Regions from separate parts of the Mus musculus genome. Here regions 1 and 2 are each linked to region 3. The links are chromatin loops, found by intact Hi-C in ENCODE. Cell type or tissue: left cerebral cortex. All regions are shown on one strand. Links, peaks and the distances in the headings refer to the core of each region. The heading gives the core; the rest is flanking DNA.

The links. A loop is a pair of places that touch in the nucleus more often than their neighbours do. Peaks named below come from ENCODE experiments on the same cell type or tissue, not always from the same donor. Only the 100,000 strongest peaks of a DNase experiment are listed, where the experiment ranks them.
Region 1: it touches region 3 in a loop (6-fold over the local background); 3 of 42 quality-filtered maps call a loop at or near these places.
Region 2: a loop joins it to region 3, with 9 times the contacts of the local background. A loop is called at or near these places in 2 of 42 quality-filtered maps.

What each region holds. Positions count from the first base shown.
Region 1 is chr15:25,028,396-25,039,624 of GRCm38, forward strand. No RefSeq gene overlaps it. Among named protein-coding and RNA genes, the nearest start is that of Gm2824, 11 kb to the left of the region's middle. In left cerebral cortex, for the core only: no CTCF peak of the experiment used is centred there; DNase peaks (open chromatin) are centred at 4,062, 4,413, 7,033 and 8,025; H3K27ac peaks cover 1,500 bases.
Region 2 is chr15:24,963,988-24,975,216 of GRCm38, forward strand. No RefSeq gene overlaps it. Among named protein-coding and RNA genes, the nearest start is that of Gm2824, 53 kb to the right of the region's middle. In left cerebral cortex, for the core only: no CTCF peak of the experiment used is centred there; DNase peaks (open chromatin) are centred at 3,219, 5,128 and 5,469; H3K27ac peaks cover 2,199 bases.
Region 3 is chr15:24,714,742-24,725,970 of GRCm38, forward strand. It overlaps Gm35827 (a long non-coding RNA gene), which reads left to right and starts at 10,176. Exons shown (of 4, transcript XR_383853.2): 1 at 10,176-10,251. It also overlaps the pseudogene Gm2803. In left cerebral cortex, for the core only: no CTCF peak of the experiment used is centred there; DNase peaks (open chromatin) are centred at 3,057, 5,298, 5,812, 6,949 and 1 more place; H3K27ac peaks cover 3,908 bases.

The DNA.
Region 1 (11,229 bases), core at 2,208-10,207, 310 kb after region 3:
GCATGAATGTCAGTATAAAAATATTTATTAATAAGATTGATTCCTAGGCACTTTAGGGATTTTGCTTTTTTATGTTCCCTTAATTATACATACAGATAGATAGATGGATAGATAGATAGATAGATAGATAGATAGATAGGGAAAACACAAGGGGTTAAATGCTAACATTCATAAATTTTTATTTAAATATGGACTATGTTACTAATAGATATTTAGAAGCATATAAGTTTTATACCCAGAGAATTTTATCACTTGAACTCAAAACAAGATTACATACAATGAAAAAAAATCAAACATAAATATCACCAGCACGTAATCACTCAGGAAATTTTCCTTGTACATCAGATAAATGTTCCAACCAAAAAGATCGGAGAAAATAGAAAAATAACACACAACGACTGTGGTGCAACAGATTATCAATTGATTTTGCCTAATGCTGAGCATCGTTATCTCATTGTGGATGTTAAATCACTAACTTTGTAGAGTCTTGCAACCCAAACGTGTCGACTTGTCTTTTCAAAAACCCATTGTGTGCTTCCTACAAAGAGGAAGAACTTACCCTCGAAGGAAAAAAATCAATATTTTATCTAATAATATTTCTTAAACCAGCATTCACCGTTAATAGCAATATATTGAACTCTAATCAAAGATACTACTTATTCTAGAAAGTAAATACGATTATTCTTAAAACCTGAGTAGAAAAGAATCTTATGTTAGTATTTTAGAATTGTATCTTTTATCATGTGCCAAAATAATTTCAACAAAGTCATTAAGCTTAACAGCGGAATTGGACTTGACAATAGTGAAGACGTATGAAGATGAGGGAACACGCACACAAAGGGAAAGACTTGACCTGATGAACCATATAAAATTTTAATGTACTAATGGTTATTTTTCACTTTTAATTGACACATGTTTGCACATCATTAGCCAAGTATGGTAATGTGATACATATGTACAATTTTATGATCCAATCCATCTCCCCAAACACAGTACCTGTGTAACGGCAATGTCTGAACGGATTTCTTGTGTCTATTTTGAAGTATCTAAGAAACTAATGACCTTCTCTGTAAGACACCAGAACCATTTCCCTGTCTAGCTATATTCTGTTCCCTATTCCCAGCCTCTTCCCTCCGCTTCCCGGGCCTGACTGGCAACCCTCTCAGTTTCTAAAACAAGTCTATAGTTTGCATTTTCACAAATGAGTGAGAAACTAAATAATATTTTAGACTAGACTATGACCGTATTACTTGAAAACCTAGCATGGATGTAACGAGAAACATACGACTTCTGTTAGGCAACTGACAAAGAATGTGAACAGAAACTTTAAAAAGGCAAAGGTTAACCAGACAGACACAGGAAAAGGTACCAAACAAGTACCAAAACTCAAATTCAATTAAAATTAACATTCCACTACCACTTATTAATTAATTTTAAATATGTGATACTCATTAGGTCAGATTGGTACTTGCCAGGAAAATATGGCAAACATATATCCGAATGATTACTTGTTCGATGCTAAAATTATATATAGGTTCTTTCTTTTCAAAAAATGTAGTATCCTTAAATAATGCTTAATATAGTATATATAAAGACTAGGAAAGTCCAAACAGTAGCTAAATGTCTAATAAAATAAATCATTCAAAAGTGAAAATGAAATTTGATCCTGGCAGTATGCAGAGAGTGAGGCTGTGAATGCTACCACAACTAGACGATGTGTTTCCATGACCGGGTCAAGACCCAGGTAAGGACACAAGGGATCCACAGAACTGAACATCCCCTTCCTGTCCTAGCCTGCCTATGTACACTCACCTCCACAGAAGCATTGATCTGACTCTCACCTCCTTCAAGTATTTGCAAGAGAGCCAACAGCTAAACGGACCCATCTGTTTGACAGTCTCCAATTCAGAAATGGTTCCAACTTTTTCCCACCTATGAGAACTGGCTTGCCTAAGTTCTTGCAAAAGAACTGACCCAAGAAACCCTGTCTCAGCACTGAAACTACCGTAGGGCCTGTGCTGGATGCCCTTCATTTCAGCAAGCTGAATCCATCTTATTCTGCTGTACTGAACTATGAATGGCCAATGGCAGATGCCCTTCAATAGACTGACACTGACCATCTCCATGTTGAGTACGATGCAGCCACTTCAATATGAGCACGCAAAATAGTGAGAGACCCACATGAGAGATAAGGAAAGAAAACAGAGTGCAGGGGTTTAAAATACTACTTCTATTTATTGGTAATCCTAGGAGTTCATAATTTTTATTTCTATTTCCTCATATTATTGAAGTTTCTAAAAATTGTAAAAATAGATAAAGAGAATAGATAATCTCTTCTTATAAAAATAGAAGACCTTCATCTAATACACACATTTGATGTTTTATATATTCAAAGGAAAGAATGTGAACATGAGACTAATTAATATGTTATTATTAATTAATAATTAATATGTTATTAATTATTATTAATATGTTATTAATAAATGTGCTCTTCCTAAGCTGATCGGTATGATTGGTTGGTTCTGCTCTGTCCTTATTTAATTTATTGATACAAATAATGGATTGATTTATAAGCAGTTGCTCATTATTTGATATAGACAACAACACAATAATTAACTCTTATATTGATTCATTTTTATATTCTCCCATTTATCATTTTACCAAATATACATTGAATTTCTTTAATTCTCTAGACCTTTTCCAGAACTAAGTCTCAGTAAGCAGAATTGTTCATGATGAAGATAGCAATAGGAAGTCAGAAACAATATATACCAAACTGAGGGGCAAGCACCCCTTTCCTCTATACAAATGGTACTGCGGCCAGGGACAAGGGTGCATCCATGCTCTTCACATCCAATCCATGGGGCATTGAAAGATGATTTCAGGGAGGACAGGGTGCTCGCCTTAGTACCAAGTACATGCTTATCAGCAAAGGAGAAAAGGAAAACTATTCTAAGTTGCACATGAATATATAACTAAGATCTGAAATAACAAAGGCCATCGATATTAGAGAAGAGAAGCTTCAGATATCAGATTAGAGAAGCTGAGGTCAGAGTGAGAACATCTAGTGAAAGAATTCTGACAGGAATGGAACTTGATCTGATTCTTATAAATCAGAGGACAAGAAGACCCTATCAAAAATGCACATTTGCCCTAGTTGATGACTTAATATGCAATGAATATTTTTATTGAATCATTTATGTATTCATAATCAACAGAAAAAAATTAAAGCAATTTTAGTTTTGAGGTAATCGCTCCAAGTATTTTCATGATTTACAGATTACATCAGGCTCCCTGTGACAAAGCTTCATTCTGATGGCAAGAAATGGCTCCTTGGCATAGTACCTGTTTTACAGAGACAGGAGAGACAGGTTGAAGAGAGAACAAGTTAGATATGGGTAAAGACAGAATGAGCCAGAGAATGAGAAGGAGCCAGAAAATTAGAACAGATTGCCAGAGTTAGTTTGGGGCCAAACAGAATAATTCAAGAGAGACTGAGAGAAGCCAGAAGTCAATGGACATTGCTCGCCAAAAGTTTACTGAAAAGCTGAAAGGAGAATCTCCTGATGTGATCCAGTTATACATGAAGACATGACCTGTCTAATAGAATGTTGCCCACTGAACAGAAAAGAGAGCTTTGTGAGACACGTTTTGCATAATATGAAATGAGAATTTGGCTAAATATGAAAAAAGTTAGAAGACAACAATTCCTTGAATTTTATTAGATATTGATTAGAGAATATTAGTCATCTTTTGTGGGGATGGTTTTTCAAGACGGGGTTTCTCTGTGTATTCCTGGCTGTCCTGGAACTCACTCTGTAGACCAGGCTGGCCTCAAACTCAGAAATCCATCTGCCTCTGCCTCCCAAGTGCTGGGATTAAAGGCATGTGCCACCACTGCCCGGCATTAGTCATCTTTTGATGGAGAAAATTTTTATAAAGTTCCAAAGGTATAAAATTACAAACTGCAGGGAAGGATATATTTCAAGCTTTAAATTGGACTTAGACATGATGTAAGCATAGTTACATATGGCATGCAAATGGAGATCATGCCAGTGGAGGCAAAAATAAGTGGGGATGTGTGAAGTTTGATCATGCATATGGAGAACATTAGCACAATGAACAAAAGGAAAATATCTGTACAGCAAATGGGCCATATTGTATAGCAGAGACTCCAGTGGAAGGAGCATGATATGAAAGAATTGATAGAGAACTTTCTAGGCAAGCATCTTTAGACTCTATATGAGTGTTATTTCTACTTCTGAGTGTTATTTCCACGTCATGATCGTGCACTTCTTTCTTTAAACAATCACTTCTCTCCTTCCTGTTCTAATAGTAAAATTGTGAGCAATGATTCTGTTCCTCTTTAGAAGAGTAGAAATACCTAAATGCTATTCCGAGACGTCATCTCCTCGCTGTGAATTACACCCTTTTGCAGTCTTCTGCCCATCCTCGTGTTAAGCTCTGACAGATGATTTTAGATGAAGCAATTTTTCACTACAGTAACTCCTTGTACTGTAAAGTTCTCTGAGATTTGACAGCGAAAAGAAATGAACTCTTCAAGACTACTTTCTGCACAAGAGTTGTGTGGTCTTAAAAATAATCTGTGCTGGGGCCATGTTAAAGCCCACAAATCCCTGTTGCCACCTGAGACTATGTTGGTGTCTATGATCAGGGCTGTCACAAGGGACCACATAGATGTCTGTGGTCTCTGCTGCCAGCCATAAGCCATGTTGATGTCTCTGATCCATGCTGTGGCCAAGGGCCTTGTTGATAGCTGAGGTCCATACTGCCACTCGGGACCATGGTGATATCCATCTTCCATAGTACAGCCGGAGACCATAATGACCTATGTGGTCTGTGTAGCCTCAGGAAACCATGTGGAATAGATCCATGATCTATACTGCCACTCTCTGTTATGAGCAAGGGAGCTTCTGTCGCAATGGTATTGATGACTCCAGACTCATAGTTGAAAATGAGAGACACTGAAAACTTCTGCCACAAAGGAAATGGTCTAGACAGAAAGCCATTGAAGAGAGGCCTTTTAAAAATGTGATAACGATGCCTTTCACAGTTGGTGGTTTCTGGCAGAGAAATGGAAAAGAACTCAGTTATCTTAAAGGGCTGGCCCCTGGGAGTTCAGTGACTATATAAGCAATACGGATTATGGTTGTATTTTGTTTTTTCTTAATTTTGGAGGGGAGGAGAAGGCACAAGGCTGGGAGGATGAACCTAGGAGAAATGGGAAGTGAGTATAATGGTGTGCATTGTGTGAAGTTCTCAAATAATCAATAAGAGGATATTGAAAAATAATAATCTGTGCTTTTCCTTTTGATCTTGCTACCACTTCTATCCTGGTAAATATTGTCTGCCCTCTCTTTCCACTGGTTTTGTTTTTTCTTCTTTTTCAGAATTTTCCATAAATGGAACCACACAGTAGCTACCCATCTAAGGATGATGTCTCATAATTACTGGAACTCACTTAAAATTTATCTCTCTTTTTGTATGTCTTGACAATAAATGACTTACATTGCTGTGTAGCCTGTATAATTTCCTTTTCACTCACCTTTTGTAGAAAATCTTCATTGTTTACCAATTTAGAAGGAATGCAAATACAAGCAAATACAAGGGCAGACTTCCATGAGGGTATACATTTCCAGGTTGGTTGTATGACTACCTAAAAACACAAGTATTTGGTTGGCCTATTTAATGTAGTATCATTTTTGAATCAATGATGAACAGGAGTTATACAATTATTGTTACCATGAATTGCTTTATTTTTTTCTTGTCACCTCAAAATAAATATTTTCAGAAAAAGCATAGCAAACCTAAAATGACATCCTCGCTTACTATAGAAAACAAGTCACAGGCTGGATTCTGTGAGAGAGAAGAGTATGGAGGGAAAGGTATTTAAGGTAAGAAAATAGAATGCAGACAAAAAAGTGAAGTTGCAGGCATGAATAGTGGATTTGAAGAAGTAGATATAAGGAAGGAAGGAATTAATTCAATGATTTGGTATTTAAATTTCAGAGTCAAAATAAATAATTCTCTGGGGAGGATGCTTTCTCAAAAGAAAAAGACCTTAACTGGGGATCTATTTTCAACTTATTGCTGCTTGGAGAGGGAGAGTTGGTTTTCTCCAGGGTTGCAACCTTGAGAGAATAGCTGTGCTCCAATAGGTGATCTAAGACCCATGTACATACTTGTATCACTAGTATCACTAGTATCATCACTAGGGGAGCTAAGGGAAAGTGATGTGCAGTTTATAGGAGGAGTTGGGAAAGTGGGAGTAGAGGGTGGATCTTATCGAAATACATACTATTCATGTATGAAATTCTCAAGAAAAAACAAATCAAATAAAATATTAGTGATTTCATTTTATATTTTATTAATCAGTTGTTTTGGAACTTTGTACATCATTTATACTCCTCCCTCTCACCCCCAAACACTTCTATGTTCCTTCCCACTCTCTCTCTCTCTCAAATTCAGAGCCTCTTCTTTTATTATTATTATTATTATTATTATTATTATTATTATTATTATTATTATTACACATGACCAAGCCCACTCAGTCAGTCAAGAGGTTCTTCAGCACAGGAGTGAGGATTTAAAAGAAAAAAGACAGACAACATTGTACCATGACTCCAGTTAATTCTCAGACTGAAGGCAAATTTAATTTTCCCAATCTGCTTTTTATACCATTTTAATTACATGCAAGTACTAAGGGCGAGCAGTACAATAAGGAACTAACAAGGCAGTGAGAAAAGTCCAGGATTACTGCCATGACAGTTGTGAAAAAGGGCTTGTCATAATGATCAAAATACTTAAGTCCACCTCCCAAACCAAGCCTAAAATCTTGCTTGAAGCCTACTTCTTTTGTTGCACCCTAAGATTAAAACTCCTGCCACCCTACTTCCCTATTATATAGTCTAAAGTTAGATTCTTGCCGAAACTTACTTCCTTCTCATGCCCTAATGCTAGATTCCTGCCTGAACTTACATCCCTGTCATGGTCAATGTCAGATTTCTTCCCGAAGTCCATTTCCTTGTCCTTGGCCAATGTCTGATTCCTGCCAAGCAGCACCCCAAAAAGGCTGTCCACATACACATGTACACATTTATACATAAATGCAGTCTGCCAAGTCCATTTAGTGTGAACTCCACTTAGTGTGAATCATATGTCTTTTTGTTTAGGGCTGACAACTTGAGATTAAATAACTTGTAAGGATTGGGAGGGCTTGTCCCTGAAGAAAGCTGAATCTCCCTCTCTCAGAAGCCATTCATTACCTATGGCCTTCATTTAGCAGTATACTAAATATATATGTATGTATATGTATGTATATATATTCACGCCTACATGTCATATGGTATTGTCATTTTGTTTGTCTTCTTTAAGCAACTGACTATGGGTAAGAATATGATGTATAGTATTATATATACATATATATCCATACATACTATGTGTGTGTGTGTATGTGTGTGTGTGTGTATGTGTTTAGACATCACAAAAAGAAAGGAGAAAAAGACAGACAAAAAGAAAGGTAGAGAGAAAAGCAGAAAGGAGAAAGAGAGAAAAAGAAAGAAAGAAAGAAAGAAAGAAAGAAAGAAAGAAAGAAAGAAAGAAAGAAAGAAGAGAGGGGGAGGGAGGGAAGGGAGGGAGGGAGGGAGGGAGGGAGGGAGGAAGGAAGGAAGGAAGGAAGGAAGGAAGGAAGGAAGGAAGGAAGGAAGGAAGGAAGGAAGGAAGGAAGGAAGAGGGGAGAAGTCTAACAGGACAGTCTACAAAGTGTGAACCTTGGAAACAAAGCAGAGATGAGGATGGAGTGATAAAGACACTCATTGAGATTGAGAAATCAATTCTGGAATCATTAGATGAATTCAGATTTCAATGTCCCTGAAAGTAAGCTTCAGAGTTCCTTTAATTGGCAATAAACTTCAATGAATATATTTCAGATCTCTGTCTTAACTCTGCGGATGCTTTTTCTGGGACTAAGTGATTCTGCTGCTCTCCCGCTCTCCTCACACTTCACCCACACTCATCTCTGGATGTAGGAACGTATCACCAAAGCTAGCAAAGCAAAGAAAAATGAAAAGGACCTGAACAGTTGCCTCATATCCTGATCCTTAATGCAGAAAGATGTTTAAAGTGTAATTGGCATGACTCCTGAGATGTTCCTTCTAGGAACATGTTAAAGGATGATACCTCTGTGTACAGTTACTGATGTAATAAACAACAATCTATAGAAAGGGGAAGGGAAAGGTCCTGCCCTTGCTATAACCACCGTATGCAGAGAAAGCAAGTATAAATAGCTTTCTGGGTCTCATCCCTTGCTACATAGAAGAATTCTCTTGGCTACTGAAAGAATAGTAAACTCAGTGCTCCAAGGTATGCTAATCATAAAACAGATAGTGACATTCCTCCACCTACCCGCTTCCTGTGTTCAAAGAGTGTTAATTCAAAGAAAGTCACCCTGACCATTACCAGAACCTGCAGTGCAAATGTGCTATTGTTAGGGGCTCTTAGAAACTGTCTTGAGAGTTAACAATTACCAGGTATTCCTTGTGACACCTGTGACTTTGTACTTCCTTGTGACTCTTAACTGGTATTTTTGGTATTTTCCAACAACGCCCTTCCCACCTCCTTGAGTTGTGTTTTTTTCCTTTATATACCCCCTCAGCTACTCGGGGCGCCACGGTCCTCTACCCCTGCATGGTGTATGACCGTGGGCCCGAGAGCGCTCTTGAATAAAAATCCTCTTGCAATTTGCAGCAAGACCCGTTTCTTGTGGGTGATTTTGGGGGGTCACCTCTCCTGAGTCAGAACGTGGGGGAGTCCTCATGTTGTGGGTCTTTCACTATCACCTCCTGACTTCATAAATAACTGAGAAAGTATTTCCCTCTAAAGTTGGTGTGACAACCAGGACACAGAAGTAAAAAGCTCAAATCAGGAGAATGGCTAAGTATGTCCTTGCTCTAGAATCCAAAATACTTCTCTTTAAAAGTCCATTACAGGCTTGTGCAGACTATTTTGTTTCTACTTAGAGTAACCATCTCACCAACACAATATAATCCTGAGTTTTCACCAATATTGACTCAGATCGCTTAAGTTTTTTCTTAACTACTTTTCCTCTTTTTAACATAAAGCACACAGGCAAAGCGACTGAAGAGAGAAACGGTTTATTTTGGCTCTCAGTTCAAGTGCACAGGTCACAGAAAATAACACAACAGAGGGAATTCAAGGGAGGTGATCCCATTACATTCACAGTCAGGAAACAAGAAGCTGTGATTACTTAGTGCTCTGTTTTATACTGTCCAGGATCCAAGCCAGAGGAATGGCACTACTCCTAGTGAGCACATGTTCTGATGTTACACTTTGCTTAAACCAATCAAAATAATCTCCTGTTCCCAAGGTGACTGAAGACATGAAGAAGTTGGCAACTGGAACTATACCTATCAGTTTCAATTATTGATATTATTTGTAATTGTGAATTTAAATATACTATGAGCATTAGTTAACATATTATTTCTAGTAAAAGAAAATTAAACCATTTTTAAGGATGCCAGTCATCACTTTTAAACTTTGACTTCACTTTAATCATTCTTATTTGTAATTTGGCAACTATAAGAAATAAGTCAATTCATGCCCTCATGTAATACTTTCTTATGATACAGGCCTGATATATTTAAATAATGTCGCTACTATTTTTTTCATTTTTAATTTATTACTTTCTTATTCTCAGGGTTTGTAATTGTTTCCAGTTATTTGTGCTGCTTGAATCACTAAAGTGATTATGTCTAAAAGAACATAAATGTATGAATAATTGAGTGAGTTAATGAAGTCTGAGGTATCTCACCAGACAATGAAAATCTGTAAGATATCACGAATGCAGTGTTCATTGCATAAGCAATGTGGGATTCTTCTACCATTAAGCAGAGGCTCTGGATCATGAAAATGGCACTACAGGCATACAAGTCCCCTCAGCAGAAGCTCATCAATATTTTCAAAACACATCCCATTCTTCTTGTGCTCATTTGAGGTACATTAGCAAGCTTATTAAGTTCTCTGTTCTGAATTATGTCCTTGTCTTTAATCTTTGACCTCCTAATATTTCAAAATACATTAAGGTAGCAATTAGATCCTCCCTTCTTCAGGATTTTATGCTGATCAGGCAGTTGGCTCTCCCTTGGAAGCTTAATAAGACTCATTTTTCTTCCCATGCTTGGTATAGTAAGGCTTTTGCTTAAAATAGGTAAATATAACACTCTGTGAAGCTAGCCAACATCAGTAAAAACATGACCAAAAAGAGATGTAGAAGGAAGACTGAACAAAAAGTGTGAATTGTGAAAAACTCAATGGTTTTTCATTATTCATTTTAAACCTAATAAATTGAAATTTTTCATTTTTTGTGTTAGGGAAACATTTTTTTAAATTAGGTATTTTCCTCATTTACATTTCAAATGCTCTCCCAAAAGTCCCCCCCCCCCCCCCGGGCCAGGCAATCCACCCCACTCTCCTAGCCACCAAATCCTACTTCTTGGCCCTGGCATTCCCCCATACTGGGGAATATAAAGTTTACAAGACCAAGGGGCCTCTCTTCCCAATGATGGCCGACTAGGCCATCTTTTGATACATATGCAGCTAGAGAAACGAGCTCCGGAGGTACTGGTTACTTCATATTGTTGTTCCACGTATAGGGTTGCAGACCCCTTTAGTTCCTTGGGTACTTTCTCTAGCTCCTACATTGGGGGCCCTGTGTTGCATCCAATAGCTGACTGTGAGCATCCACTTCTGTGTTTGGCAGGCCCCTGCATAGCCTCACAATAGACAGCTATATCAGGGTCTTTTCAGGAAAATCTTGCTGGTGTATGCAATGGTGTCAGCGTTTGGAGGCTGATTATGGGATGAATCCCTGGGTATGTCAGTCTCTAGATGGTCCATCTCAGCTCCAAACTTTGTCTCTGTAACTCCTTCCATGGGTGTTTTGTTCCCAATTCTAAGAAGGGGCAAAGTGTCCACACTTTGGTCTTTTTTCTTCTTGACTTTCATGTGTTTTGCAAATTGTATCTTGTATCTTGGGTATTCTAATTTTCTGGGCTAATATCTACTTATCAACGAGTACATATCATGTGAGTTCTTTTGTGATTGGGTTACCTCACTCAGGATGATGCCCTCCAGGTCCATCCGTTTACCTAGGAATTTCATATATTCATTCTTTTTAATAGCTGAGTAGTA
Region 2 (11,229 bases), core at 2,025-10,024, 250 kb after region 3:
CTTGTTCACCTTTCTAAACAGATATCAGTGAGAATGTCATCTCAGCGTGCCAAGCAGAGCAACGAATATGCACAAAGCCACTGTTATTTTCATTAACACTAACAACGATGATTCTCTACCTGTTTAGAAAAACAAAACAAAATAAAACAGGATTTGTAGAAGAGGATTCTTTGTCCAGGTAAGCACTTCTATCTACAGTGTAGAAGTAGATTCTTTGACCAGGTAAACGTGCTTCAAATCACAATGTGTCTTCATCCAAAAGGCAACCTCCAGTCTTTAGTATAAAAAGTGATGGTTGTCAAATGTATTGATTGGAAAGAAAAACCTTACAAAAATAATAGCTCTCAATACACAATGGAGACACTTCAAAAGTTGCTGTTTCTCTAAGCCTAGAAATTTCCTAGGTGGTCCCTGTGTTTATATCTTCAGAAGTCTCCTCATCCTCACCCAATCTTTACATGGTTTGGAAAAGGACACAATTTGAGTGTTCTGTGACTCACCTCTGACTTATATTTACAGGTTCCATCTGAAAACAATAACTTTATTTATGGGAGCTGTGATTTTTATCTGGTAAAGAAATTAATGCAGCTATCCTTCAAAAAACTGAAAAGTTAGAAGAGGAAACATCGAGTTTTCAGGGAGCATTTTATGATTCAAGTTGGAATGGAGGATATTTAGTCCTGGAGGGTAAAATACTTAGTACATTTAAGTGTGAAAGGGGATTAGGACCTTCTACAAATAAAAATCTGGTGAAAAAAGTGGGCCACATAGCTAGATCTTCAACCATTCAAATACTCAATGCCTATGTGGAGCCGGGAAGCTGCAACGGTTACAGTAAACACCGTATCTTCGAGCCCATGGGAATCCTCCTGGGCACAGAGTTAATTGCTAGCATCTATTCCTGATTGCTAGGGCACTTACAGATATGATTACCATCACAGAATCATGGAATGATGACAGATACTCCTCCTTTTGCTCATCCCATGAAAAAATGTATACATACTATTAAAACCAACTAATTTGTGGACCCTTATATTTACACTAACATTTACTAATAGCATGGAGGGGAAAGTTCAGCTGTTTGCAAGATCTTACAAACTAGAAGAAAACTAATCAAATTTTTTATTACATTTTGTAACCCAAACCACAAAGTAATGTCTATCTTTTAAGCCAACGCTATATAATAATAAAATATGTATTTCATAGCTAGACCAAAGAAGACTATGACACCTGATGAGGACGTCACACTTCTTATCTCTTGTGATAATAAATATAGGTTATATGTGGTAAAACAGTATTAAGTCCTGGAAGGAGTAAACAGCTTTGAGGCCTGCCTCCTCCACTGGACAGAAAACCAATGGATGAAAGTCCAAAGAAAAGGGATGCACTCAGAGAAAGAGCCACAAGTTCCTAAGTCCCAGATGATTGCCATCTCCTGGATGCACTCCATATTACGTAGCTCTGAATAAAACCTTGAAGACAGAGAGCAATTATATAGTACAAGATATTCAGATACACTTGTGAAAGTGCACACGGCTGAAGGATTCCTTTAATCTTCATGCAGCTTCAGTTTCCCTGGGAATGAATTTTCTTAACGTAGTAAGAGAGTGGAACTGACATGAGCATGGCACTTTGCAAAGATTTCTGAGGTTTCTGGTCCTGTAAACCCAACCACTGGGCATTGTTTATTCTTCCTGAAATGCAGACATGAATCTAAATCCCCAAGGCTGCTGCTGAGAGTTGGGGTCTTGGAGAGGTAATTAGGTCATGAGATTAGTGCCCACACAAAAGGGACTTTATATATTTCATCTTCTTGCCGAGAGAATATGCAAGAAGCAAGTGATCAGTAGAGAATTTCTGACAAAATAACTGATTCTGTGGGTGCCTTCTTACAGAATTATGACCTTCACAACTATGAGACATATCCTGTTGTTTACAATGCATCCGAGCTTTGAAACTTTATTCTAATCACCTGGGTTTAGACTCAAACTCTCTTTAATTTGGGAGAATCTTGTAAGAGGGTAGTAGCTATTTAGATTTGGAGGTTAACAATTAGGGATGAATGAAAAGAAGTGGGCTGATTAAGTTTTCTTTAGTGGTGAAGACAATCTAGATAAGAAAATGCAACCATTGGGACTAAAGAGATGGCTCAGCACCTAAAAGTGCTTGATGTTCCTCCAGAGTTCTGGAGTTCAGTTCCCAACACCTATGCCAAAAGACTCACACTGCCTGTAACTCTTGCTCCCTGGGATCTGATATCTACACACACACACACACACACACACACACACACACACACACACACACACACTACATAATTAAACAAATATTTTATAAAGATGAAATGCATGTGTTAGTGCTGGATTTGATCGACTTGCTTGATTATAGAGCTCCACAAACAGACAATGGATGAATCTCACTGAGAAAATAAAATGCAAAAGTGTGAGGGTTATATTGGCCAATGTAAAGTTAAAATATAAGATGAAAAGATCAAATACGTTTCCTTTTGTTGAAAGTACAATTATTTTATCTTAAATAACGAGTTTCTTTCCTTTAATAATGTCCTAGGTCAGGTCTTATATTTGCGTATTTTAATTACTTATTATGTGGAAAACAAGTTTTCTTGTGGCATTTGCATACATATTTTTAGTTTTGCTTGAGTTTCTTCCCTGTATGTGATCCTTCCTCCCCTCTTCCACCCTCCTCCCTATTTGCAGCCGTCTACCCTGTATTCCTCCCTATGCCCCCACCATATACCGCTTTCCACTTCCATAACATAACATAGTTCCCTCTCTAGTCCCCCCCCCCAAAGGCTGTTCCCCACACTGATTTTTTTAAGCCACTTTCCTGGATCCTTGCCCCTCCACACCATTCAGTGTGAATAAACATATACAAAAATTATAAGCTAGGATTCACGAGCGATACATAACTGTATTTGGCTCTCTGAGCCTAGGATACCTCACTAAATATACTATTTCCTAGTTCCACCAATTTTCCTACAAAGTTCATTTTTCTTCAAGGCTAGTATTGCTTATGTGTTGGTAGATACTTAGGTTAAATCATTCTCTTCTATTATAAAACAAGCAATGCTAAGCAAGGATGTGCAATATTTACCCTGAAATTAGTAGCAAGTTAGTGGGGTCGAAGAGGATTTTTACTTTAAGGCCCTGAGAAGCCCTGTGCTGATTTCTATAATGGCTGCACCAGTTTTTCTCCCATTCTATGGACCATCTGTTCACTCAGCTGATAGGTTTTTTTGGATGTGCAAAAGCTTTGATTTTGTATAATCTCATTTGTAAATTCTTGGAGCTAATTGCTGTGCTACTGAAGTTCTATACAAAAAATTCTTGTCTATTCCAATATCCTAAATTGTTTATCTATAGTTTCCTTTAGAGATTTTGAGCAGTAAATAGAGCTATAAATTATATTATTCTATCATATGAGCGATCTTGTTGAATTTGGAGAATATGACGAATTATTTTCTGTGGTGATTGAAACAGCTTAGCTTGCAAACCTAATTCTCACACTTCAGACTACAGAACAACCAGAAAAGAAGAGAGCAGAGGTACTTTGTAACCTGAGAAAAATATTTTGGAGACAGGAGGACAGCCATTTTATATACACTGTAATTAGGATACATCGAAATTAAAAGCTTTGGCTTTTGAAATACACTTTAAATAAAATTGGGAAAAATACACAACTAAAAGTCAATGTTAAGCCGGGCGTGGGGTGCACGCCTTTAATCCCAGCACTCGGGAGGCAGAGGCAGGAGGATTTCTGAGTTCGAGGCCAGCCTGATCTACAGAGTGAGTTCCAGGACAGCCAGGGCTACACAGAGAAACCCTGTCTCGTAAAACAAACAAACAAACAAACAAACAAACAAAACAGTCAATGTTTTGGAGCATACATTTGATTCATTCTGTTCTCACACTATGTAAAGAATTCTAAGATCGTCCAATGGAAGATGAGTAAAAGCTTTTACCACAGAAATGATGGCAAATACAACATCAACTCTTAGACTAACGCTTTAATATAATACCTCTATTATATATAATATACATAAATGTGTGAATGTATATACCAGTATATATATATATATATATGTATGTGTGTGTGTGTGTGTGTGTGTGTGTGTGCTGACTATGTGTGTGTGTATGTATGTATATATATATATATATATATATGCATATATATACATATATATATATATATATATACATATATATATATATTCCACATCGGTAGCAATGCACATTTGGAAAGGGACACTTATAAACAACAATTGAATTTTCATAAAGCTTAAAGTCTTCCTGAGCTCTGCTTTGTTTCCAAATATTTTTTAGCTCTTTGTAATAAGGTAACAGTCTTCATTTAAAGACAGAGACATCTCTATAAAGCATCTCTATTCATCGTCAAGGACAAGGCAGTAAAAACTGATATGCTGGTACATGCCTGTAATCCCACTACTAAGAGGCTGAGGCAACAGGATCATGAGTTCAAGGACAGCCTGGGCCCCACAGTGAGTTAGGCTGTCCTAGTTAATATTTTGTGCTTCTGATAAAAACTCCATAACCAAAAGCAGCTTATGGAAGGAGTTTATTTTTGGCCTATGGTTGCAGAAGGACAAGTTCATCATGGTGAGGAAGCATAACAGTAAGTGGCAGGCTTGACACGAGGAGCATCGGAGAGCTCACATCTTCAAATGTAACCACAAAGCAGATAAAGCAAACTTGAAGTGAAGACAGGCTATGCGGTCTCAAAGCCAATGAAGTCCTTCCTTCACCAAGGCTGTACAACACAAGTCTCTCCACACATCACCTCCCACTGAGAACCATTTATTCAAATGACCAAGTTATGGGGGCATTTTTTTATTCAGATCACAGATAGGTCAACCCTGTCTGAAGACATTAACTCCAATTAGTTTATCAGGGGAATGGAGATTCTTTTAACTGCTGTGCACTGTGGATATATTCAACTAGAACCAAGGGCAGAGGAATGGACAGAAAGTAGGAAGGATGAGGAAAAAGAAGAAAGACAATATCTAATTTTAACCAAGCGCCTGGAGAAAAGAGTTAATTGGATCCTCCGGGGTTCTGAAACTGTGATCCTAAAACTTCCACACACAGCAGACTGATTCGCAGTTTTAAAATCTACCTCATGTCTGCCAACGGTGCTAGATCCAGAAATATCCCAAATCAGATTTCCTATATTTTCATTTAACTTTTATACAATCAACTCATGGATTATTCAGTGTTTTATAATTTATATTGTACAGAATCTCTGTACAATTATTAAAAGTAGCATGCTTTGTTATATTGCATATTGAGTCCAAATTAAAATGTATGATCTTAAACCAAGGGACGCGTATACCTTGTTTATATCAAAATGAGTGTTTCTGCCTGAGTTGAACCTGGCATGAGTTGTTTGGGCAGTTACATAAGCCTCCATTTGCTCTGCCTACATATGTCCCTGCTGGAGCTTACTGCCAAGCTCTGCAGAATTTAGATGAGGAATTTGCTCAGTCAGTACTGGAAAGCAGCATGAGAGCAGCAGGTTCTGTTCCTGGTAATGACCTAGGTCACTGGGGAAGGCAGGGCATCCAGGGGTCAAATAAATGCAAAGACAAGTGGGATCCCTGCCAAATGCCTTAGTCAAGAACCGGAGCCAAGCAGCCATCAGGATCCTCACAGCAAACACTGTGACACAAGACAGGCTGCGCTTTCTAGGGAGATCAAATCCTCTGGGATGTTCTAGAAAGGTTTTATTAGTTACCACACTGAGCCAAATCCTGTTCTACAACATCATAAAGATGCTATCCTGACAACATACGCCTGGGCTTACTGTGTGCCTTCTTACTATTGTTTTTGTTGTTTATAACGATTATTGTCTGTCACTGCACACAGTGATGTAGATAATTGCAAAGCCTCATTGCATCTTACTTCAACCAGATAATTACAAGCCTTTCAGAATCATGCCTTATTTACTCCCTTACTTCTCTCCTGGCTACCTGGGTGTGTGGCATAGACTCGGTGGTTAAATTATTTGTTGACTATATTTTGGTTCTCTTTTAAATTTAGACAGGCAATTCTATGCTAACCATTGAAAAGGTGATTGTTTAGCTTCTACTTTAGTCTCATTATGTATCTGGCAATTTGCTTAAGGTTTTTTTTTTAAACTTCATTTTTCCACACCTGCAATATATAGTTAAATAATAGTACTGCCTAAATGTAAAGATTAGAACACAATTTTGTCTGACAAACACAAACATAAAACAGACCTTTACAGTAATAAAACACATCTGTATTCATTTTCATGGAATCAGATTCTAGGTTCACAATCTTACAATTTAGAAATGTGTGATGCAAGGAATATAGAATTCATTTACATATTGTCAGATAATTCCAACTTTGGAGATTGAAAAATAATTCTAACAACAAAATCACCTAATAAATTACTCTTCATCGGTGGCTCTAGTCTTAGAACTTATATTAAAAGAGAGAAAGTGCATTGGTGGCATTCAGGAGTTTATAATTCCTTATGAAATTAATTGATGGAAAGAAAGCAAAGAAGTAATTTGCCAACTGAACTCAATTTTAAGTTCAAATTTTTTGATATTAATACATTATTCTTTCTTAAGTATTGCTCTAGTCACAAAATATTTTGTAGTTAAAAATAATAGAAAAGATACTATTAAAATGATTTGTAACACAGTTAACTAAAGACTGTCTTCATGGTAGGTGTAAGTTGCATCACTCTTTATGGAACCCAAACAACAAATACCCTTCCCTAAGGCTCCAAGGCCTGACGCTATTACTGATGCTATGGTGTGCTTATAGACAAGAGCCTAGCATGGCTATCATTTGAGAGTCCCAATAAGCAGCTGACTGAGAAAGATGTAGAAAATTATACTCAACCAATGGACTGAAGTCAGGAATCCCTGTGGTTGAATTAGGGATAGGCTAGAAGAAACTGAAGAGGAGGGAGACCCAATAGGAAGACCAGCAGTGTCAACTATCCTGGATACCCGAAATCTCTCAGGCACTGTGCCACGATCCAGGCAGCACATACCAGCTGGCCTGAGACCCCTAATACATACACAACAGAAGACTGCCTGTTCTGGCCTCAGTCAGAGAAGACTTGCCTAAACTTGAGAGACTTGAGGTCCCAGGAAGTAGGGAGGCCTGGCAGAACAGGGGAGCATCCTCTTGGAGACAGGGGGAAGAGGAATAGGATGAAGAACTGTGGGAGGGCAGACCAGGAGGAGGGTAATGACTGAACTATAAAAACAAAGTACCTTCCCCTAAGGAATAGTTACAATAATAATATTATACATACACATATATGTGTGTGAGCATGTGTGTGTATTCATGTGGATAGAAATCTATACATGTATATACACATTATATATAAAGCATATACGTGTGTGTGTGTGTGTGTGTGTGTGTGTGTGTGTGTGCATACATGTATACACATATACATTTTTGGACTGGAAGAAAAAACAACAGTTCTGGTGAGACAATGCACCAGATCTCAAGGACAGGCACATTTTAAATACACAAGGCAGCTGACAGTGGTACTTGTTCAATGATTAAATTCAGTTTGATCTAAGAACAGTGAGAATTTTTCCAGAACAGACTTTGATTATTGGTCTTAGAACTGAGAAAATGGATGAATGATTTCCCAGCTAACAATCAGCCTCAAGACACAGAAGTACATAGTGACTCAGCATAGGAGTAAAAATCACCAAAGCTTTAATTTCTCTAGTGAATCTTTCCCTGCAAAAACTCAGCCCAGAAACAGACACTTCTAATGTCCCTCAAGGATTGATGGCACACAAGGGACATGAGGGAACAAGTCAAAGAACTTTTAACAACTCTACCACAGTCAGGAAAAGAAAGATTATGAAAGCATCAGCAAAAGAGACAAAGACACAGCTAGCGACAAAACAAACAAACAAAAATGGTGTACCCCAAATGTATTCCCAGAGCAAGTTAAGTGTATTTTGTTGTAAAGGAAAAGAAACACTCTCTCTTATAGACACAGCCCTTAAGATAAATGTGTATTGAGGACCTTTATTGAGGAAGTCTCCAACAATCATGGTACACAAGCCTGTGTCATCCATTCTAAAAATTGGCACTACTGTCAAATGACGTGACAGCGAGGGACACTCAATACCTTGAAAGGAAGTTGAAACAAAGGCAGTGAGTGATGATATTTTAATGTCACAGGGTTAATGCCACAAAGGATGGAGAATGTTAGCATTCCCGCTGGAGTGGAAACATCTGGCATCCATAAATCAAGACCAGGGTACCATGACAAGTGGATCTCGATGGAATCAAAGGAATTTAAAAACGTGAGTGTTAAACTTGTAAAGCAACCTAAGGGTGTGTATTGTGAGCTCACAATGTATTCCTCTTTTTCCTTCAGTAGAAGGTGCATTCCTTGCTCTATCTAAAGACTAGCGATCACACGTAGACTAGCCCATCTATTTCCTCCAAAAGGAAAAAAAATCAGCCCAGCAATAAAAGTAAAATAAATATCAGTATTAAAGAAACATAATCCCAGAGACAAGTTGGAAAAATAGCAGTAAGAGTCAAACCTCCTTTCAAACATTTTCAAGAATAAAGAAAGGAGAATTTTAAAAAGAGATTATAGAGAGAGGAACAAATCCAAAACAAAGCTGCACGGTGTCCATTCCAAATAACCCTTCTATCTGAACAGGTTTGTTTTGATGTATACATTTGCCGTTCGGTTAATTTAGGGGTGTGACGGTTTTCTTTGCAAGTGTTTTTATGGTAAAGTTCATTATTGAATGTATATACCTAGGTGAATGTTAAAGTTCACAATTTTTAAATCAAATGGATATAAATAAAGTATGAACGTTATACAAGTAAGCTTTTAAATATATCTAATACATGAGAATATAGAAATGACAAGCCAACAACATAAGTGATTCAGAAAGATTAAACAGATCAATAAAAAAGAAACCATTGCTAAATGATCAAAGTTATTAAACTGCTCCAAAGTATGGGAAGAAAAGTGATTCCTTAAATAGTTTCTATAAGTTGTTCTAATATCCAACATACAAATATGGTATAAAACCTTGATAGATCAACACCACCTCTACATATAAATGATTTAATTACATCCTAAAAATAAATGGTAATTTAGATAATAAGACAGAAGTAAAAGAATATTGTATCAAAAAGGAGCATTAGTCCTTAATATTAAACCATGGCAAAGGTGCCATGGTTTAATATTAAGGAAAGATAATGATGTAATCCAACCCATTACTCACTAATGGAGAAAAATATGATGCTACAATAAGATATTTAATGAAAGTTAAGCGTTTATTACCAATCAATACCTACACATTCTAGTTTGGTATCATTTCCCAGCCAACACTAAGCTCTCCATCACGGGATACAAGCTCCTCCTCTTCTGTGGTTTCAGAACAATGGGTGACCCACCAGAAATACGCACGTGCTTAGCCCTGAAGCCTGTGCACATCTCCCCTTATGTGACAATAGAGAATCAAAGCTGCAAGAAGGCTGGTCTCTTCTAGATGCCGTTGTCTGAATGTGTCCTGTAACAGTTTCTCGTGGGGTTTCCACAATTCGTAGAAACATCTTCTTCTTTGCTTGTACATGGCCTGTTTTTCCTCCCGACTTGCATGTTCCCCATCGTGTATCTGCGTCCTCAGACAAGCCTAAGAGCTACAAAGAGCTGTGTGAGAATGTAAGCGCCTCATGAAGTCACAGCCGTTATGAAGTCACAGCCGTTAATGAAGTCACAGCCATTATGAAGTTACAGCTGTCATGAGCAGCAGAATGAGTACAGATCAGCGCTAAGAGTCAAGAGCAAAGGCTTTCTATTTTACTGTATACAAATGAGGGTTTATTAAACATGGCTGAGTAGGAGGAGCCTAGCTGGCGTTTATGAGTAGATAAAGTTGAGCACTTGTGTCCAAATCTAACTTCGCGTGGGCTGGAGAAATGACTCAGCAGATAAAAGAACCGGAGTGCTCTTCTGAAGGTCCTGGGTTCAAATCCCAGCAACCGCATGGTGGCTCACAACCATCCATAATGAGATCTGATGCCTCTTCTGGGGTGTCTGAAGACAGCTACTGTGTATGTACATTAAACAAACAAACAAATAAATAAATCTTTTTTTAAAAAAATATAACCTCATGCTTAGGAAGTAAAATTGTGACAAAGATAAAATGAAATGTGTTTGTGACATTAGAGTTTTCAAAGATATTAGCAATCATGACTCGATAGCCAGAAACAAGAAAAAAATGTTTCTGTTCTTGAGAGCCTAATGAATATTTTATAACCAACAATTCTGTAAGCCTGATTATCAATTTTTAAACTAGAAGAAATTCCCCTAATTTTCTTATTGACTGTTAGGCACAATATTTAAGTAGCTACAGATTAAAATAAGCATGTATTATAGGCCTATCTTCAAAATGGAAATCAGTAGGAGCTAGTATTTCACAAACTTCTCAACAAATGGGAGAAAATGGACTAAAATAACAATTTACAGAATGGACTGACATAATTTCTTTTCTGATTGTTGTGAGAAAACGTGTGACAGCAGAAACTCTGGAAAGGAGGGATGGGTTAGGGTTTCTGCTCGTGTGTGTAATCTACAATGGTGAGGAATGTGTTATCAGTCAGCAACAACGTCAAGTAGCTGGTCATATTGCTTTCACAGTCAGGAGGCGGGCAGCGATGAATGATAGTGCTCTCAGCTCAACTTCTTAAGACCAGGATGCTAGTCTATGAAGGCTGGCTCCTCAGCCCAGGGAAGGTCTGTTAAACATCTCCTGAAACACCCTCAGAGACATATTTCCATGGTGATTCTAATTCCAGTCAAGGTGACAAGGAAGAGTAACAATCATAGCCAGCAAGCAATACAGCACTGATTCCACATTTATAATTGAAATACACTGATATATGGCATCCACTAACGACCACAGCTCAAAGTCCTAGATACTCAAGTTAAATGGAAAGGAGACACAACATTGCTGAGCATTTAAACAACGAGAACTGGTTATTTTGTAATACCTAACTTACCTTTGTGGTGACAATGTGCAAATTTGCTCAGTGTTAAATTATAGATCAGCCTTGAAACAATTACAGAAAGAAAACATATTAAAAACTAAAAACATGAGAAGCTTTGAAACAAGAAAGAGGTGAAAAGAGTCAATAATTCAAGGACACTAGT
Region 3 (11,229 bases), core at 1,949-9,948:
CTAACACCAGAGTTACCAGATGGCGAAAGGCAAACATAAGAATCTTACTAGCAGAAACCAAGACCACTTGCCATCATCAGAACCCAGTACTCCCACCACAGTGAGTCCTGGATATGCAAATACACTCAAAAAGCAAGATTTGGATTTAAAATCATATCTCATGATGCTGGTAGAGGATTTTTTAAATTCATTTAATTTCTTTTTTTTAATATTTTTTATTACATATCTTCCTCAATTACATTTCCAATGCTATCCCACAAGTCCCCCATACCCTCCCCCCCCCCCACTTCCCTACCCACCCATTCCCATTTTTTTTTTTGGCCCTGGCGTTCCCCTGTACTGGGGCATATACAGTTTGCGTGTGCTGGTAGAGGATTTTAAGAAGGGCATTAATAACCCACTTAAAGAAATACAGAAGAACACTGTTAAACAGTTAGAAGTACTTAAAGAGGAAGCACAAATATCCCTTAAAGAACTACAGGAAAACACTGTCAAACAGGGGATGGAATTGAACAAAACCATCCAAGACCTAAAAAGGGAAGTAGAAACAATAAAGAAAATCCAAAGGGGGACAACTCTGATGATAAAAAACCCAGGAAAGAAATCAGGAACCATAGATGCAAGCATCAGCAACAGAATACAAGAGATGGAAGAGAGAATCTCAGGTGCAGAAGATTCTATAGGGAACATGGACACAACAATCAAAGAAAATGCAAAATGCAAAAATATCTTAATTCAAAGCATCCAGGAAATCCAGGACACAATGAGAAGACCAAACCTCAGGATAATAGTAGATGAGAATGAAGATGTTTCACCGTAAATATCTTCAACAAAATTATAGAAGAAAACTTCCCAAACCTAAAGAAAAAGATGTCCATGAACATACAAGAAGCCTACAGAACTCCAAATAGACTGAACGAGAAAAGAAATTCCTTCTGACACATAATAATCAGAACCACAAATGCACTAAATAAGGATAACAGTAATAATAATATTTAAATTTATTTTAATAATATTAAAAAAGCAGTAAGGGGAAAAGGTCAAGTAATATATAAAGGCAGACTTATCAGAATTGCACCAGACTTCTCACCAGAGACTATGAAACCCAGAAGATCCTGGACAGATGTTATACAGACCCTAAGAGAACACAAATGCCAGCCCAGGCTATTATACCTAGCAAAATTCTCAATTACCATGGATGGAGAAACCAAAGTATTCCACGACAAAACCAAATTCACACAATATCTTTCCATGAATCTAGCCCTTCAAAGGATATTAAAGGGAAAACTCCAATACAAGGAGGGAAATTACACCCTAGAAAAAGCAAGAAAGTAATCTTTCAACAAACCTAAAAGAAGATAGTTGCAAGAACAGAATCCCAACTCTAACAACAAAAATAACAGGAAGCAATAATTACTTTTCCTTAATACAAAGAACTCAAGAAGCTGGACTCCAGAAAATCAAATAACTCTATTAAAAAACGGGGTACTGAAGAATACCGAATGGTTGAGAAGCACCTGAAAAAATTTCCAACATCTTCAATCTTCAGGGAAATGCAAATCAAACCAACCCTGAGATTCTACCTCACACCAGTCAGAATGGCTAAGATCAAAACTTCAGGTGACAGCGGATGCTGGTTAGGATGTGGAGAAAGAGGAAAACTCCATTGCTGGTGGGATTGCAAGCTTGTACAACCACTCTGGAAATCAGTCTGTTGGTTCCTTAGAAAACTGGACATAGTATTACTGGAAGATCCAGCAATACCTCTCCTGGGCATATACCCAAAAGATGTTCCAACTTGTAATAGGGACACATGCTCTACTATGTTCATCACAGCCTTATTTATAATAGCCAGAAGCTGGAAAGAACCCAGATGTCCCTCAACAGAGAAATGGATACAGAAAATATGGTATATTTACACAATAGAATACTACTCAGCTATTAAAAACAATGAAATTATGAAATTCTTAGGCAAATGGATGGATCTGGAGGATATCATTCTGAGTGAGGTAACCCAGTCACAAAGGAACACACATGATATGCACTCACTGATAAGTGGATATTACCCCAGAAACTTAGAATACCCAAGATATAATTTGCAAAACACATGAAACTCAAGAAGGAGGAAGACCAAAGTATGGATACTTCATTCCTTCTTAGAATGGGGAGCAAAATCCACATGGAAGCAGTTGCAGAGATTGCCCCACCTGGGGATCCATCCCATAAACAACCACTAAACCCAGATACTATTGCATATGCCAGAAAGATTTTGCTGACAGGACCCTGTTATAGCTATCTCTTGTCAGGCTATGCCAGTGCCTGGCAAATACAGAAGTGGATGTTCATAGTCATCTATTGGATGGAACACAGCACCCCCTAATAAAGGAGCTAGAGAAAGTACCCAAAGGAGCTAAAGGGGTCTACAACCCTATAGGAGAAACAATATGAACTAACCAGTACCTACCAGAGCTTGTGTCTCTAGTTGCATATGTAACAAAGGATGTCCTAGGTGTCCATCAATGGGATGAGAGGCCCTTTCTCTAGCGAATATCATATGTCCCAGTACAGGTGAATGCCAGGGCCAGGAAGCAGGAGTGGGTGGGTTGGGGAGCATGGCAGGGAGAGGGTATAGGGGACTTTCAGGATAACATTTGAAATGTAAATGAAGAAAATAGCCAATAAAAAATAAAATAAGAATATATTATACACCTGTAGGAAACTGTCAAATAATACATTGAAAAATTATGTTTCTTTTAAACCTACATATAAGCAGAAGTAAACGGACTTACCACATTTGAGAACAAAGGGAGATGCATGGTGCTGGAAGGCAAAACAACTCATCTAAAATCTCAACACAGACATAATTTGAATCTCATTTATGCTCTTCATTTTTGTGATCTAAGTGAAGTTGGGTAGATGGAGGGGAACTCCAGAGAAAATGAATTTTTGAATAGTGTAATTTAATTTTAAAGTGATTATAATTTCGGAGAGAAAATGATCTGTGATGATTTACACAAAAATATCTGCTTTTGTGTCACTGGGTTGTCAAAAACTCTAGAGACAGCCAACACATTTGCTTGCAGAACACTGATGACTAACTTCTCTGAATCTGTTTTCTCCTGTAATAGGCGTTTTTAGTCATTGTAATAAGCTACCACAAAGTAAGCATCACAAAACAAGTATTAGTCAAGGCTATGATGGTCAATTGTCAGGTAGGCTCAGATATGTTTTCTCCGAGATCCTTATGTCAACTTTGCTTACCCAGAACCTTAATGCTCGTGAAAAAATAATTTCCTTAGAAGCTCATTCATATTGTTAGCAGAGTTCAACTGTTTGCTACAGGAAAATTGGAATTCTTATAACCAACTTCTTTCTCAGCAAGAAGCAAATATCAGTTTCTTGAGGTCACCTTCGCCCTAAAGCCCTCTTCACATCTTCAAAACCTGGAGTGGCATGCCAAGTCCTTGTCAAATTAAAAATTTTTCTGATGGTGTCTGTCATCAGCTATATGTAAGGATCATGTAATTAGATCAGATGCCATTCAGCTAATCTTGTCCTTGGGGGCTACTCTCCCATGTAGTGACTCAACCATGGAAAGAAAGCCCTTCATATCCAAATGTCCTTGGAATTAGGACTAGAGAAGAAATCCTGCATATTTCACATTTCTTTAAGGTGTTAGTGATATACAGCTACATTTCATTGTCCATAGATCAAACTCTCTCTCCCACCTCCACAAGGAAGACACAGTGTACCAGCTTTGAATACGTGACTAATAAATAATTTCCCCCACTATCCACATACAGTTTTCAATTGGTGAAACTTTTAGTGTGCATTTCCTGGATTTTTAATCCTTGTAATATTTAGAGCATACCTAACATTAATGCTACTTGGTTGAGAAGCAAGGGTTTTAGCAATAAAATTCTATCTTATAGTTTTATTCTTACAAATATTTCTGACATCAGCTGTCTTCACATGGCCTTCCTGTAAGCAGGCATTAAAAAGAACATTGCCTGAAGATATGTCATTGAGGGATGCTCTCAAAGGATTCCACTTCCTGGAAGTAAGACATGGTTGGCAATGACATAATATATAAAGTCCTGGTCCTTAATGGAGTAATAGCTGGAGCTTTGGGAAACCCAGTGAGACCTAAAGGCTGAATGTGTGGGCTAGCCATGAGATAAATAACTACAGTGATGAACAATGTCCAGGAACCATGTGGATGACACAGTAGCTGATAAGGAAAAATACTGCAAAGAGAGTGTTTGATATTGAGAAGGAGAAATTATCTCAATTAGAATATTCTTGAGTTCAATTCTCAAACCTTTATGGTGTATATTAAATGAAATACATTTTAGAGTAAAATGTTTATCTTAAGAGTGAGTACTACCCTTGGTTTCACCAAAAGATATGGTACATATAATAAAAAGATATAACTAAAAATTTTTCTGAGACAAAGTTGGAAGAATTTAAAATAATGCATATAGAGACAGGGAGAAGAGTTCCTCACCCTGGAGTCTGAAACTTCTAGCCAGCTGGAAGTAATAATTCCTGTCCAGTTAATATTTTCATTGGCCATGAAGGGGTGTTACTTACTGGTTTTCTTTCTATAGTCTGCTCATGCTGCTTTTGTATGGAATCTGGGACCACCATCCAAGCGTGGTATCATCTACAATAATCTAGGACCTTTCACATTAAGAAAATACATCACAGGCTTGCCTACAGGGCAATGTGGTAGGGACATTTTCTCAACTCAGGTTCCCTCGTCCCATATTACTCAAGCTGTGTCAACTTGACATACAATTAGACATCATGATGACTTTGGGTAGGGACTCAATTCTTTCTGAAGGCATCACCCGAGAATCTTAAACAAAGCTAGCTGTCAAGTTTGTTTACAGTACAAATATCCTAAAGCTCTTTTTTCCCTGAGAGCTAGCCATTTATCGTTTAGTTTAAAAGTTGCAGGATATTTTTCAGGGACTATCTGGTCATCTTATTTGGGTTTCTAGCTAACCCTTTGAAGATCCTAAGTTGAAATCTCACCTAATTCCTATATACAACAGCAATGATAATAACCTGAGATACATCTCAAGGAGCCCACATGCATACTTTAGTACGTGTCATTTTCAGAGGCCTTCTCTGTCTTAGAGAAGCCCACATCACCATCTTGGGTGTTTCTTCTTTCTTTCTAAGCATCCTTTTTTTCTTAGGCTCCCTGCTGTAATCTTACTAAAATATCCTAAGTAAACCTCTACCCTGTTTTATAAACTGGCTGTTACTGAAATTCTTTTCTGTGTTGAAACCACACTTCCTACTGTGGCCCATGTTGAAGTTTCAAAAAATCACCTTAGATTGATGAACGGGAAAAATGGGAAGCCATGCCTCCCGCCCCTCACCTTTATTCTCCAGAACGAATACAGACATCTTATAATTCTATCTTTTACTGCTTACTGAAAAAATTATCCCTCCTAACTAGATCCTCAACCAATAAATACCACTTTCCAACAAAGTTGAGCATTCATGTTGAAATATAACACAGGAAAGAGTCTGTGCTGGACACCCAAAGCTTAGAAACTTCTCTTCATTTGACCTTGATGAGGTCAAATAAATTTATCTCTTTTGTTCGTTTTTAAATGAAAATATTGGAATAGTTCATCTTCAATGTTCATTCCAAGTCAAAAAAAAATCATAAGCTGGATGGTTGATTTTATTCTCTTTATGAAAAATTTTCTTCCTTGAGCTTACACTTCCCAATCTGTTTTCCACGTGTGTCATCTTCACCACTTGAGCAGCCCTGACTTGAAATACAAGGCCACCCCCAGACAAGCTGTTCCATTCTGCCAAGCTTTCCACTCCCCATGCTGCCTCTAAATGTGCATGTGCTACTTGAATATCCTGAAAAAATATCTATAGCATTCTTGTTTTCAATTAATGTTTAAAAAAAAAACAGTCTACCAACAAACCATATTTATGTAGTATGATATGTGGTAATGTGGACTTCTTTTGGGGAAGGAGGGTTGTTTTGTTATTTGTTGTGTGTTTTGAAACAGCATTGCCCCCCCCCCCAGAGCACAGATTTGTCTTGAGCTAGTGTCTGTCTTCTGCTGAGTTTCCTTGTTGTTGGGATCAGAGGCTGAACGTCTTAAGCGATGAGGCTTTGGAACCTACATTCACTGCGCAACAAAAAACTCAAGACGGTGAGCACACTTTCTGCCTTTAATATTTTTGTTCTTTTTATCTGTGGAAATAACATTTAAACGTGTTTAGTCTAACAATTTAGTAGCTGTAGTTACCCTACTGTGTAGTAGCCTACCAGCACTTCTTCAATTCTAGCTGTGCCATGGTCCCTATTAGCCAACCTACTCCCATCCTCCCTCCCTCTTACCATTACCCTCTTCTCATGACCATTATTGCAGTCTTAGGCTTTGTGTCAGAAGCTTCATAGTTTATATCTAAGAGATGCTATAAAAGGAGAAACTTTGGACGGTAAATGCAAAGGATATATTGGATTTTCATGGCCAAAAATAATCTTTATTTCTAATGACTATTGTGATTCTAGGAATCTTGGTCACAACTTTGTGACTAATGTTGAGGGAATTTGCTGACTCCCAATAAAGAGCTGCCCTGGGCTCTACATGTCAGCATCCCAGTCCTAGACCTAACACCCACATATTCATGGAGATGGCTCTCTGTCATGCTTTGTCCCTTGGATTCCACAGTCAGTCATTTCTCACTTTCTATCATGATTTGGAAAAGGGTCTGTCTTAAAAGGATGAGCTCTTTGTAGAGTTGAACCAGGGGGGCTATTTCAGTGTTCTTTCAACATTGTGCTGATCGACTCAACTTTCACATCTCATGTTTCCAAGGCAGAGACCTTTTTATTTTTATTATATGCTTAGTTTGGAGCTACATTCACTGCTTCAAGAAAAAGGGATCTGTGAGAAAGTCATATCAAGTAATATAAGTCATTATTATTGGAAGAGGGATGATTGGAATGTATGGAGAAAGTCTTGTGGTAGCCTTGCCTGGGATATCAGCACTTAGCCTGAGACAAAAGGACTAAAAGTACAAAAAGTCAAAGTCACCATTGCTGTACACTAGGACTCTATAATCTCACAAATATGTTAATGATTATCCTTTTACTGAACAATGTGATGTGTGTATACATGAGAAAATAATCACTCGGGAAGAAAACAGCATGTTCATTAACTGTCACAGTTACTCTACTCACTCTGTGTAGTGCAAGTTCTTAACATCTGTTCCTCCAGGAAACTTCTATACTCTTGCGGCCCATTAGGTCACTACATTTACTCATTTTACAGATCTATAACATATATATATATATATATATATATATATATATATATATATATATATACATATATATATATATATATATATATATATATATATATATATATACATATATATATGTATTGTGTGTGTAAATTTTGGCCTTTTAATGCAATTCTCTCTGTCCTTGATAAATAACACTCAATTGCCTGAGTTTGCACACTATTTTAAACTTTCTTTATATAAATAAAGTTCACATTGTATAATCTACAGCCACTCATGTTGTGGCAATTGACCAGACCTCTACAAGTATAACATTCAGTTTACATATGTACCAAATTGATTTTATTCAGTCTGTTGACAGACATGGTTATTTCTACTTCTTTCCTGTTGTGCATAATGGTGCAATGAATGTGGGAAAATAGATCTCTTTAAGAAGTTCCGATTTCTCCTCTTTTAGGTACATACTGAGAAGGATTACTGGCCATATGGTATTTTTATTTTTAATCTCTTTAGAAACCACCATAATGCTTCCTACAGTAATCACAGCCATCTACATTCTCAAAGAGATAAGAGATTCCATTTTTCACACTCTTCCCAACCCTTGCTTTTGACACTGCCTTTGAAATAGAAGCAGTCCTAAGAGGTGTGTGTTATAATATCATTATTGTTGATTTAATATGCTTAATTAAAACAATCATTAATTAATCATAACGAACAGCTTTTCACATACAAGTTAAGTACTTTAGTTTCCTCTTTGGAAACAATGTAGGCATTGCATATCTGTTCTTTAAGTTACCCTTTTAATTTTTGTTGTATTAACTCATGTGAATTCATTTATATTTTCAGAATTTGAAATCTTAATCAGACATAAGTTTGTCAAAAAACTTACTGTAATCCTTTATAGCAGGTTTTTATTTTGCTGATTGCTTTATTTGTACAGAATCCCTTTGCTTGAGTGGAACCCCATCTGTTTATATTTACTTTTGTGGCTGAACTTTTAGTGTTCTATCAAAGGAAATCACTGTCAAGTTCAGTGTTGAATATTTTCCTCCCTGGGTTTTAAGGACATAATATTATATTCAGTGCTTTTACATATTTCAACTTGATTTTTGTGTAATTTAAGATCTATGACTGGTTATTTGTAGAGAACAACTGACCCAGAAGTACCATTTCAATGTGTCATATCTACTATACAACTAAGGACAATGAACAACACTGAAGAGAGGTATGATGAGAGTCAAGGAACCAGTATGTCTGATGGGAAACACTATCTCCAATACTCTATGAGTTATGACCCAGAAGCCATATCAATGAAATCTCAATACATCAATGGAATCTCAATATATGGTTGCCTAATTTTGAATAATAACACATGTTAACATCTCAAACCTCATCACAGATTAAGATCTACGAGCTCTATGGAGAATCAGAATCAGTCTTCTCCAGGGAACATCCCAAGATGTCTTATACGCCGTGTGTGTGTGCGTGTGTGTGTGTGTGTGTGTGTGTGTGTGTTGCCCAAGAAAAGGCTCTACTTTATTGATGACACATTGACAATCTCAGCTGATTTTTCAGCTCCAGAAGAACAAACTTTAAATATTTTTAACTCAAGATAGGATCTAAAGACTGAGTCTTTACTTCCCTCTGGCACTTCACAAACCACATCTCTATTATCTCTTTCTGTATTATCTACACTGATTGCAGAATCCTTTAAAATAACATTGAAAAGATCAGAATGATTAAAAAGGCTATTTCTCAGGAGAAGGGAAGGCTGGTTGTGGGGCTGGAACTACTGATGGATTGAAATCAGGGGCTGATCCTGAGGGGCAGGAGCAGCAGGGCAGATATAGGACAGACCCAAATTGATAACAGGAGGTGACAGGACCATTCTCTAAATAGGTAGGCCCACTTAGCAAGCAGGAGATTACTGAAAGATACTCTGTATCTACAGACATACAGGTTCCACAGCTGCTATCAGGTGTGCTGGCAGGACTGCTGCTGCCACATCTATCTGGACCTACGAATGCATCATGGAAACATCTGGTGGTTTTGTGCTCTCCAGCTCTGGTGCACAAGTGGATCTGGCTCCAGATTTGCTATTTTTCCTGCCGATTTATACCCATTCAATCTCTAGATAGGAGGATGTGTGTCTCCCCAGATCTGAGTCTTCCTCATCTTTGGATGGTGAATCCTTGGCCTGTTCTTCCTGCAACTGGGTCAGGAGCCTATTGACACGGACAATAAGATCTGAGTGTGACACGTAAGCCTTCAGGTATTTCAGAGTGAGCAAATCTGTGGACTCACAAAAGTCCTCAGGGCTCTTGTCCATCCACGTATCCAGGAAGCTACAGAGCGCGTTCTTTACTTGTTCATACTCTTCAGAATAAAGGCAGAAGAATGCATACCTCACGAACAGCAGGTCCAGTACCTGGAGCCGGGTGGCAAATCTTCAGTATTTGGAAAGAAAGGCAGGGACAAAGAAGGGGTCCCCTCCTGCAGAGAAGGCACCAGGTTGTTCACCAGCTTCACCACAGTCTCTGCACTGATGTGACTCTCAGATCCTGAGGGTCAGAAGCATTCTCACCCTGGTCTGGGCATTGCCGGTTTTGGCGACCCTTGGTCAAGATTTCTCTCTTTCAGGTAAATGGCCACAGGCGTTGACAACAAGAGTGAACCCTGTACTTCCAGACACCATCGTGGCCTTCCCTATGTCTTTTTTGAGGCCTTAGCCTCCAAGTAGTATGAAGACAGCAAGAGAAACACGCTGCCCTCTCTAGTGCCTCTGACAAGTGAGCCTGCAGGCCTTGCTCTAACCAGTGGGGGTCGCCTGGATACCAAGGTTCTTCATTGTTAGGTCATCCTCAAGAGGGTGGTTCCATTACTGTCCTTTCTTCAACAGGACTTTCTTAAAGGGCTCCTTGATCCCCTTTCATTTCCCAGGAGCACAAATCAACACAGGTACACATGTGCTTCCCATTCCACCAGTCCCAGAGATTTTTGGATATAAGCAGTACCTCAGCTTTGCAATCTGGGTCCCTACTGTTGAACTGAGTCTGTAACCCTAATTATAATCGCAGACCTAATTGGCCCAATCTACCACAAACCCTAGCCATGTGTCCTTGCTTTTCTTTTATTGGATATTTTCTTTATTTATATTTCTAATGTTATCCCCTTTCCCAGTTTCCCCTCCAGAAACCACCCCCATCCCACCCCCTCCCTGCCTCTATAAGGGTGCTCCCCTACCCACCCACCCACTCCTGCCTTCCTGCCCTGGCATTCCCCTACACTGAGGCATCGAACCCCCACAGGACCAAGGGCTGCTCCTCCCACTGATGTCCAACAAGGCCATCCTCTGCCACAGACACAACCGGAGCCCTTGGTCCCTCCATGTGTACTCTTTGGTTTGTGGTCCAGTCCCCGGGAGCTCCAGGGGGGTCTGACTGGTTGACACTGTTGCTTTCTCCCCCGAACCCCATGGGGCTTGCAGCATCCTTAACTTCTAAGCTCCCATGAACAGCCCACTGGGCTCTGAGTATTCAATAACCTTTTCAAATCAAAATTCAAATGCTACCAACCACCCCCCCCCAAAAAAAAGAAAAAGCACGTGGTCAGGTCTGTCACAGTGACATCAAACTTCTGGTATGAATTTCTATCCTTATTAGGTTTCTATGCTGTGAGAGAGACCATCACCAAACACAAATTGCGGAGGAAAGATTTGTGAGGCTTATATATCCTAGGTCATAGTCAGTTGAGGCAGGATCTTGAGCTGAGATAAAAGCCATTAATGAGTGCTGCTTACTAGCTAGTTGCCCATGGTTTGCTCAACCTGCTTTTTTATACCATTCATCAAAAACTGCCCAACAATTCCTCACCTGGGGTGGTATCACTTTCCGTCAGCTGGGCCTTCACACAAATCGTTTAGTAAGAGAATTCCCT